Linked DNA regions of Homo sapiens: region 2 is linked to region 1. The links are chromatin contacts, found by Hi-C in ENCODE. All regions are on one chromosome and are shown on one strand. Each heading gives the region's core, a stretch centred on a gene start or an enhancer-like site at or near the end of the contact. The rest is flanking DNA. Distances are from core to core; before and after follow the strand shown.

Evidence for each region. A loop is a pair of places that touch in the nucleus more often than their neighbours do. Pooled maps may share reads with other maps.
Region 2: a map of Ramos shows a loop between it and region 1 (4-fold over the local background). The contact joins two enhancer-like sites. A Hi-C loop is called at or near these places in 1 of 168 maps with a recorded cell type or tissue (Ramos), 4 of 37 single-sample maps with no recorded cell type and 3 of 50 pooled maps.

The regions. Positions count from the first base shown.
Region 1 is chr7:22,443,860-22,447,256 of GRCh38, reverse strand. All of the region lies in intron 4 of STEAP1B (STEAP family member 1B), which reads left to right. Among named protein-coding and RNA genes, the nearest start is that of STEAP1B, 55 kb to the left of the region's middle. Within about 2 kb of position 1,921, at least 23 of the 41 ENCODE cell types and tissues checked have a DNase peak (open chromatin) inside an H3K27ac peak, as active enhancers do.
Region 2 is chr7:23,371,476-23,374,872 of GRCh38, reverse strand. The region is part of intron 3 of IGF2BP3 (insulin like growth factor 2 mRNA binding protein 3); the gene reads left to right. Among named protein-coding and RNA genes, the nearest start is that of SNORD65C, 23 kb to the left of the region's middle. Within about 2 kb of position 1,537, at least 4 of the 41 ENCODE cell types and tissues checked have a DNase peak (open chromatin) inside an H3K27ac peak, as active enhancers do.

The sequences.
Region 1 (3,397 bases), core at 672-3,171:
AATTAAGGAAGTGAAATGCTTGTGCAAAGTGCCTAATATAATAAGGTTTTTGCCCATTACTGAGACATCAGTGATGTCCCAGAAGAGAAAGTGACTCTGGTTACAAAGTGGAACCAGGCCATGCTAAATTAGAGCTGCTTCTATACTAAGGCTACCAGTCATCTTTAACATCAAGAGTGCTCACTGAGCTCTTCAGACATTTACCCTAAAACAAGAGATGAATTTTAAAATGAGTCTTTTGATGCTCTCTGGAGAGCAAACCCTTAAGCTATATTCCTATAAAAATTAAGAATCTCATTCCAGACCCCAATTAAACTAAAAAATATTGTAGAGAGAGACAGAAAAATCAAGTTTCTACAATGTGCCAGCCACTGGCTAAGTGTTTTCCCAGATACTGTCTCATTACTCTTCACAGCACCATTGTGGGGTGGGCAGCATTCCTTCCATTTCACAGATGAAAATACTGAGGTTCAGGGAGGGTTCAACTTGGGACCAGGCTTGAGTCGTTTACCTGAAACAAAACCCACATTCTTTCCCCTTCACCTTATTAACTCTAATCTTGGCTGAAAAAAGTGAGTGCTCAGAAAAATAAGGGTTATAGAAGTGAGATTAGCATTCATATTCCAATGGAAGTGTCCATCAGAGTGGTTCTAAATCTTGGCTACGCATTGGAATTGCCAGTATTCCAGGGTTTGCACAACTTGCTTGTAAGAAATCTTAGGGCAGTGTTTATCAACCTATAGCAGGCTTCAGAACCACCTGGAGGTTTGTTAAAACAGATTTTTGGGCCCTGTCCCCAAAGTTCCCGATTCTGTCTTTCTGGGGTTGGCCTAAGAATCTGTATTTCTAACAAATTTCCTGTGGCTCCAGGTTGGGGACCTCACTTTGTGAACCACTGGCATAGGGCATTGTCTTGCAAAGCGCAGTCCTGTCCCAGAGTATCCAGGTTGGAATTAGGGACTCAAATGCAGGTTCTTGGCCCTGGCCCAAATCTATAGGATCAGATCTCAGAGGGTAGGGACCGGGGATCTGCCTCATAAACAAGTGTTCCAGATGATTCTTTCACTTGCAGAAGCATGAGAACTGTCATCCAATGGGTCTTTGAACTCCTTCATCTCATATACAGCCCAGCTTTTAAATACTGTCACATTTTGAACGACAACTGCACAGCAGAACTGCATTTACAGTTGACCATTAGCTGCTGCTGTGACTTGCTTCTGGTTATTTAAAATGCCCACAAGGGATCTCTTAGCCCATGCTTCATAAATAAAGCCCAAAGAAGAAATATTTATTCATTCATTTTTTTAAAAACTCTCCAGTTGTCAAGTTTCCGACTCATCAGGGGGAAAGACTGATTAGTGGTTGTTTCATGCTTCCCCACACAAGTGAAATCAGGAGGAGAAAAGCATTCTATAAAAGAGCTTATTTCCCTTCCTCTTCGCCTCTCCTGCCTCCTCATTTACCCTTAGCTATTCAGTTTCATCAGCCCTTGTGAGAATATAGCTCTGACTTTGAGTTTAAAGGGGTTGGGCTGCTTGGAGAGCAGTGCCCTCCCTGCTGCTCTTGCATCTGGGAAGCTGGATCACCACGGGGACTTCCCCCAAGCCGGAAAAGGTCGACCAAATCCCCATTCAGAGGTGGAGGGCGGGAAGCCAGGCCCAGGCTCGGATGTACCCTGAAGAGGTGCAGGTGCTTCCCGCTGGCCTCCGCCCCTCAGCTGTGGGCTCCCAAGTGAAGCTGGCTGCCAAGAGGAGTATTTATAGCTGCCTTTGCTGGCCAGTTCCTGCCCGGTTCTCACAAGGCTGCCGGCAGATCCCAGCACGACTGGCTGACAAGACGAGGGGAGGATGGGAGGCCCAAAGGGGCATGGCCCAGCTGTCCTCCCTGAAGAGTTGCAGATGTCAGTCCCCTTGATCTGAAGTTAGAAATACAATGCGGTTTACAGGAGGAAGACATGAAGGTCATGTGAAGAGATTTCTCGCTGTTCTTCCACGGCTCCAAATCTGCTGTTGGCCCAAGAGAACCCACCACAAAGAGGTCTGTGCTGTCATCTGCAGAGCTGATTTGTAATTACTCTGCTCATAATGCAGAAAAGTCTAGAAGCTCCCTCAGCCCCTGTTCCCAATGCCAACCCTGCCCAAAGGCCCTTTAAACTGAAACCGGCATCATTGTCCAAATTCTTCAGGTGAACCTGTCTTTAGAAACAATGGCCCTTTCTCTTTCTCATCCTCTCACTTAGGCCTCTGGGTTAGAGAAGACGACTGATCTAACAGCTCTCCTTGTGCCACGCGGACAGACCCAGAGCTCGCTCTGGTGACAGCAAATGCACACCTTGTGGGGGTGTCCAATTGTTGGCTTAGTGGGTCTCCAAACTCACGAAATAGAATACTGGGGAGCCCATGAAATACCTGATTGGTTTTTCACATGGGTAGGCTCCATACAGAGCACAGCTCATCAGCTAAAACCTCCAAGGTGAAATCATTAAATCTCCAGGGGAAAACCAACAAAACAGCAAGTGTTCCGGAAAGGGTTTCACTTCCTAACTGGCAGCGAGCCTGAGATCAAAACCTGTTACTCAGTGACAGATGAAATTCCTGCAAGAGGCACAATCCATGCTATTGTTCTGTCTGAGGCCCTTATTTCTCCCAGGGTTGCTGCGAGTGGCCAAGGCAGAGGCTCCCGGGCAGCCGATGGGACATTTTCTCCATGGGTTTGAGTAGTGTGTCTGCAAAGAGTCCATGGTCCCTGGAATCCCCATGATGGGTATAATTTCAGAAAATTCATTTCTGAAAGCAGAAAGGAATTTATATTTTCTTTTTACTTTTTTTTTTTAAAACAGGGAAACAGGCAAAATAGAAGGACGCATAGTTAGAGGTGATTGAAGTCAGGGTAACGGCTAGAGCCAGGCAAACAAGAATAGTCCTCACCAATCCTGCTCACGCCCTCTCAAGCTGCCTTGCACAGTGCTGTGTGCTTTCCATATGTTATCTCATTTAGTCCTCACAATAGCCCAATGAGGGAGGTACAGGTACCCTCACTCCTTTGCAGCAGAGGAAACTGAGGCCTAGAGACGTTAAAGGTCTTGCTCTTTGTCCTAGGATGAGGATGGCAGATTTGGAATTCAAACCCACTCCCTCTGCAGGGATCCTTTAACTAAAGCCCTGAGCGTGACTCTGTGGAGAGACAGGCCCACTGGCTCTGGGCTTCTCCAAGAACTCATCAGGCTGTGGTGGTCTCTGGCTTCCTTATATCACACAGATGTGGAGAAACCAGGGCAGTGGGACTCAGCACCCCCTGAGGGTCAGTTTATGGGGACAGCCTCTTGGGCTGGACATCACCTTCAGCTGGACCTCAGCTCCTTCTCTGGCCCAGAGCTTGTTCAATTGGGTGATTTTTG
Region 2 (3,397 bases), core at 288-2,787, 930 kb before region 1:
TGTGATGTCTCCCCCAGACACCTAGCTTTAAAATTTCTCTCTTTTGTACTCTGTCCCTTTATTTCTCAGACCGGCCGACACTTAGGGAATATAGAAAAGAACCTATGTGAAATATCGGGGGTGAATTTCCCCCGATATCAAATCATTTTCTTTTTATACTTTTACTTATTTATCATCATCATCATCGTCACTATTGGAGACAGAGTCTCACTCTGTCACCCAGGGTGGAGTGCAGTGGCGTCATCATAGCTCACTGCATCCTCCTAACTCTGGGTTCAAGCAGTCCTACCACCCCAGCCTCCCGAGTAGCTGGGAGTACAGGCACTCACCACCACATCTGGCTAATTATTTTTATTTTTGTAGAGATGGGGTCTTTCCTATGTTGCCCAGGCTGGTCTCAAACTCTTGGCCTCAATTGATCCCTTGCTTCAAGTGATAACTTGGCCTCCCAAAGAGCTGGGATTATGGATTTGAGCCACCATGCCCAGCCTCTACTATACTATTTTTATATAAGGGACTTGAGCATCTGTGAATTTTGGTATCCAAGGTAGGGGGTTGCTGAAACCAATCCCTCACAGATACCGAGGGATGACTGTTTATATGTACCATGTTTTGTTTTATCCATTCATTAGTCAGAGGATGCTTGGGTTGCTTTCACCTTTCAATTATTGGCTATTTTGAATAATGCTCCCATGAACATGGGTGTAGAAGTACTTCTTTGAGTCCCTGTGTTCAGTTCTTTTGGACGTATACTCGGTTAGTGCATTTGTGTTGCTGTAAAGGAATACCTGAGGCTGGGTACCTTGTAAAGAAAATAGGTTTATTTGGCTCACAGTTCCTCAGGCTATACCAGCATGGCTCCAGCATCTGCTCAGCTTCTGGCAAGGCCCAGAAAGCATTTACTCATGGTGAAAGGTAGAGGGGAGTGGGCATGTCACATGGCATGAGAGGGAGCAAGAGAGAAAAGGAAGTTCCAGCCTCTTTTAAAACAACCAGATCTCATGTGAGCTCACAGAGCAATAAATCACTTGTTACCTCAAGGATGGCACCAAGCCATTTATGAAGGGTCTGCCCCCATGACCCTAACACCTCCCACCTGGCCCCATCCCCAACACTGGGGATCGCATTTCAGCATGAGATTCGAAGAAGACACAATGTTCAAACCATATCAATACCCAGAAGTGGAATTGCTGGATCATATGGTAGGTCTATTTTTAATTTTTTTTGAGGAACTGCTGTACTGTTTTTCATAGCAGCTGCACCATTTTATCCAGCAATGTATGAGGGTTTTGATTTTTCCACATCTGTGTCAACACTCATTATTTTCCTTTGTTTTTCTTTTTATGATGCCCCTTGAATCATATTTTCCTTCTTTTTAAAAAATTATGGCCATTCTAATGGAGGTGAAGTGGTATCTCCTTGTGGTTTTGATTTACATTTCCCTAATGACTAATGGTGCAGAGCGTCTTTTCGTGTGACACACACACTTCTAAAAACACCTGGAGAGACCCCACCAAAGCGACAGTGGTTTCTTCTAGGGGTTGGGGGAAGTCCCTGTTTTGAAAGCAGGTGGTTCAAAAACCACCTAACATTGAACTATTTTGAATGTTTTTATGAGCATTTCTGTGAGTAAAATGTAGCACAAGTTAATGCTGGCTAGTACCTTCTTCTGACTAAGATGTATAGAAGTATCGTATTTAGTACTTGGAACATGAGCAAGGGGATACATGGGAGTTAATAAAGCTCTTAACCTGCCTATGGACAGATTTGATTTTCTAGTGCAGGTAATGGCCGAGTAAGGATTGAACTGGTTTCCGTCGGTGTATTTATATTTTATTTAAATTGCATAGGGAAATGAGGCAACTTATTAGACCAAGTGATTAAGAGTATGGGCTCTGGAATCTGTGAGCTGGAGTTTGAATCATTTCTCCAGCATTTATCTGTCCAAGTTCTGACACTGTGAACTTTTCTGTGCTGCAGCTTGCCCATCTATAACATGGAATAATGTTGCCTCATGGGATTGTGTGGATTTGAGTTAAAGTAGATAAAGCATTTGGGACAATGCTGCTGCCAGAAAGCACTCAAATGTTAGCAGCCCTGATTCATGACTGAACGAAGGCTGGTGTGGTTGGAGAGAAGAGAATGGCCTTAAAGGATGAGTGGAACACGGCCTTCAGGGCACTTGTTAGGGATCTCTTAGAGTTTATAGTAGGGTGTGACTTGTTCTGCTCGGCTTTTAAAATCAGTCTAGTTCCGTATTATTCTAAGTGAAGTAACTCAGGAATGGAAAAACCAAACGTCGTATGCTCTCACTCATAAGTGGGAGTTAAGTTATGAGGATGTGAAGGCATAAGAATGATACAATGGACTTTGGGTACTCGGCGGAAAGGGTGGGAGGAGGGTGAGGTATAAAAGAGTACATGTTGGGTACAGTATACACTACCTGGGTGATGGGTGCACCAAAATCTCAGAAATCACCACTAAAGAACTTATTCACGTAAGCCAGACACAGTGGCTCACACCTGTAATCCCAGCACTTTGGGAGGCCAGGGGGGGCAGATCACGAGGTCAGGAGTTTGAGGCCAGCCTGGCCAACATAGTGAAACCCCATCTCTACTAAAAATACAAAAATCAGCCGGGGGTGGAGGCACGTGCCTGTAGTCCCAGCTACTTGGGAGGCTGAGGCAGAAGAATCGCTTGAACCCCGGGTGGCGGAGGTTGCGGTGAGCCAAGATCGTGCCACTGCACTCCAGCCTGGGTGACAGAGTGAGACTCCATCTCAAAAAAGAAAAAAAAAAAACTTATTCATGTAACCAAATACCACCTATTCTCCAAAAACCTATTGAAATAAAAAATAAATTAAAAATAAAAATCAGTCTAGCTCAGCATTGCCAAAGAGAAACATAACGTAAGCCCCTTAAGCTCTGGATTCGGTTTTTCCACTGTGACTTCAGTGTGGCTGGATTGTTGGACTGTTCTCTCTCAGAGAGTCCAGTGTGGCCGGATAACTTGGACTGTTCTCTCTCAGAGGCTCTGATCACATGACTCCTAGGAGTCCTAAAGCATCATCTCCTCCCCATGTTAGAGGATCTAACTTGTGAACATTGAAAGTGGCTAGAAAGTTGGGACGCTTTGCTCCGTGTGGTATGATGGAGGCTGAGCTTCCCTCTGGGGCTTTTCGATGATAAAGGGGATATGCAGCATGGTTTACAATCTTATTAATGGTCTGGTCTGTGGTGCTGGCTTTCTTAACTTGACAGTCATTTTCACACCAGTGTGAGGAATGGTTTGAGTGTTATCCAAGTAATTACGGTGCTAACATTTTAGAGAAATATACATTAAGGTGGATATTTCTTTATTTTGTTTTAGAATTATATATCAATATTTAACTGGAAAT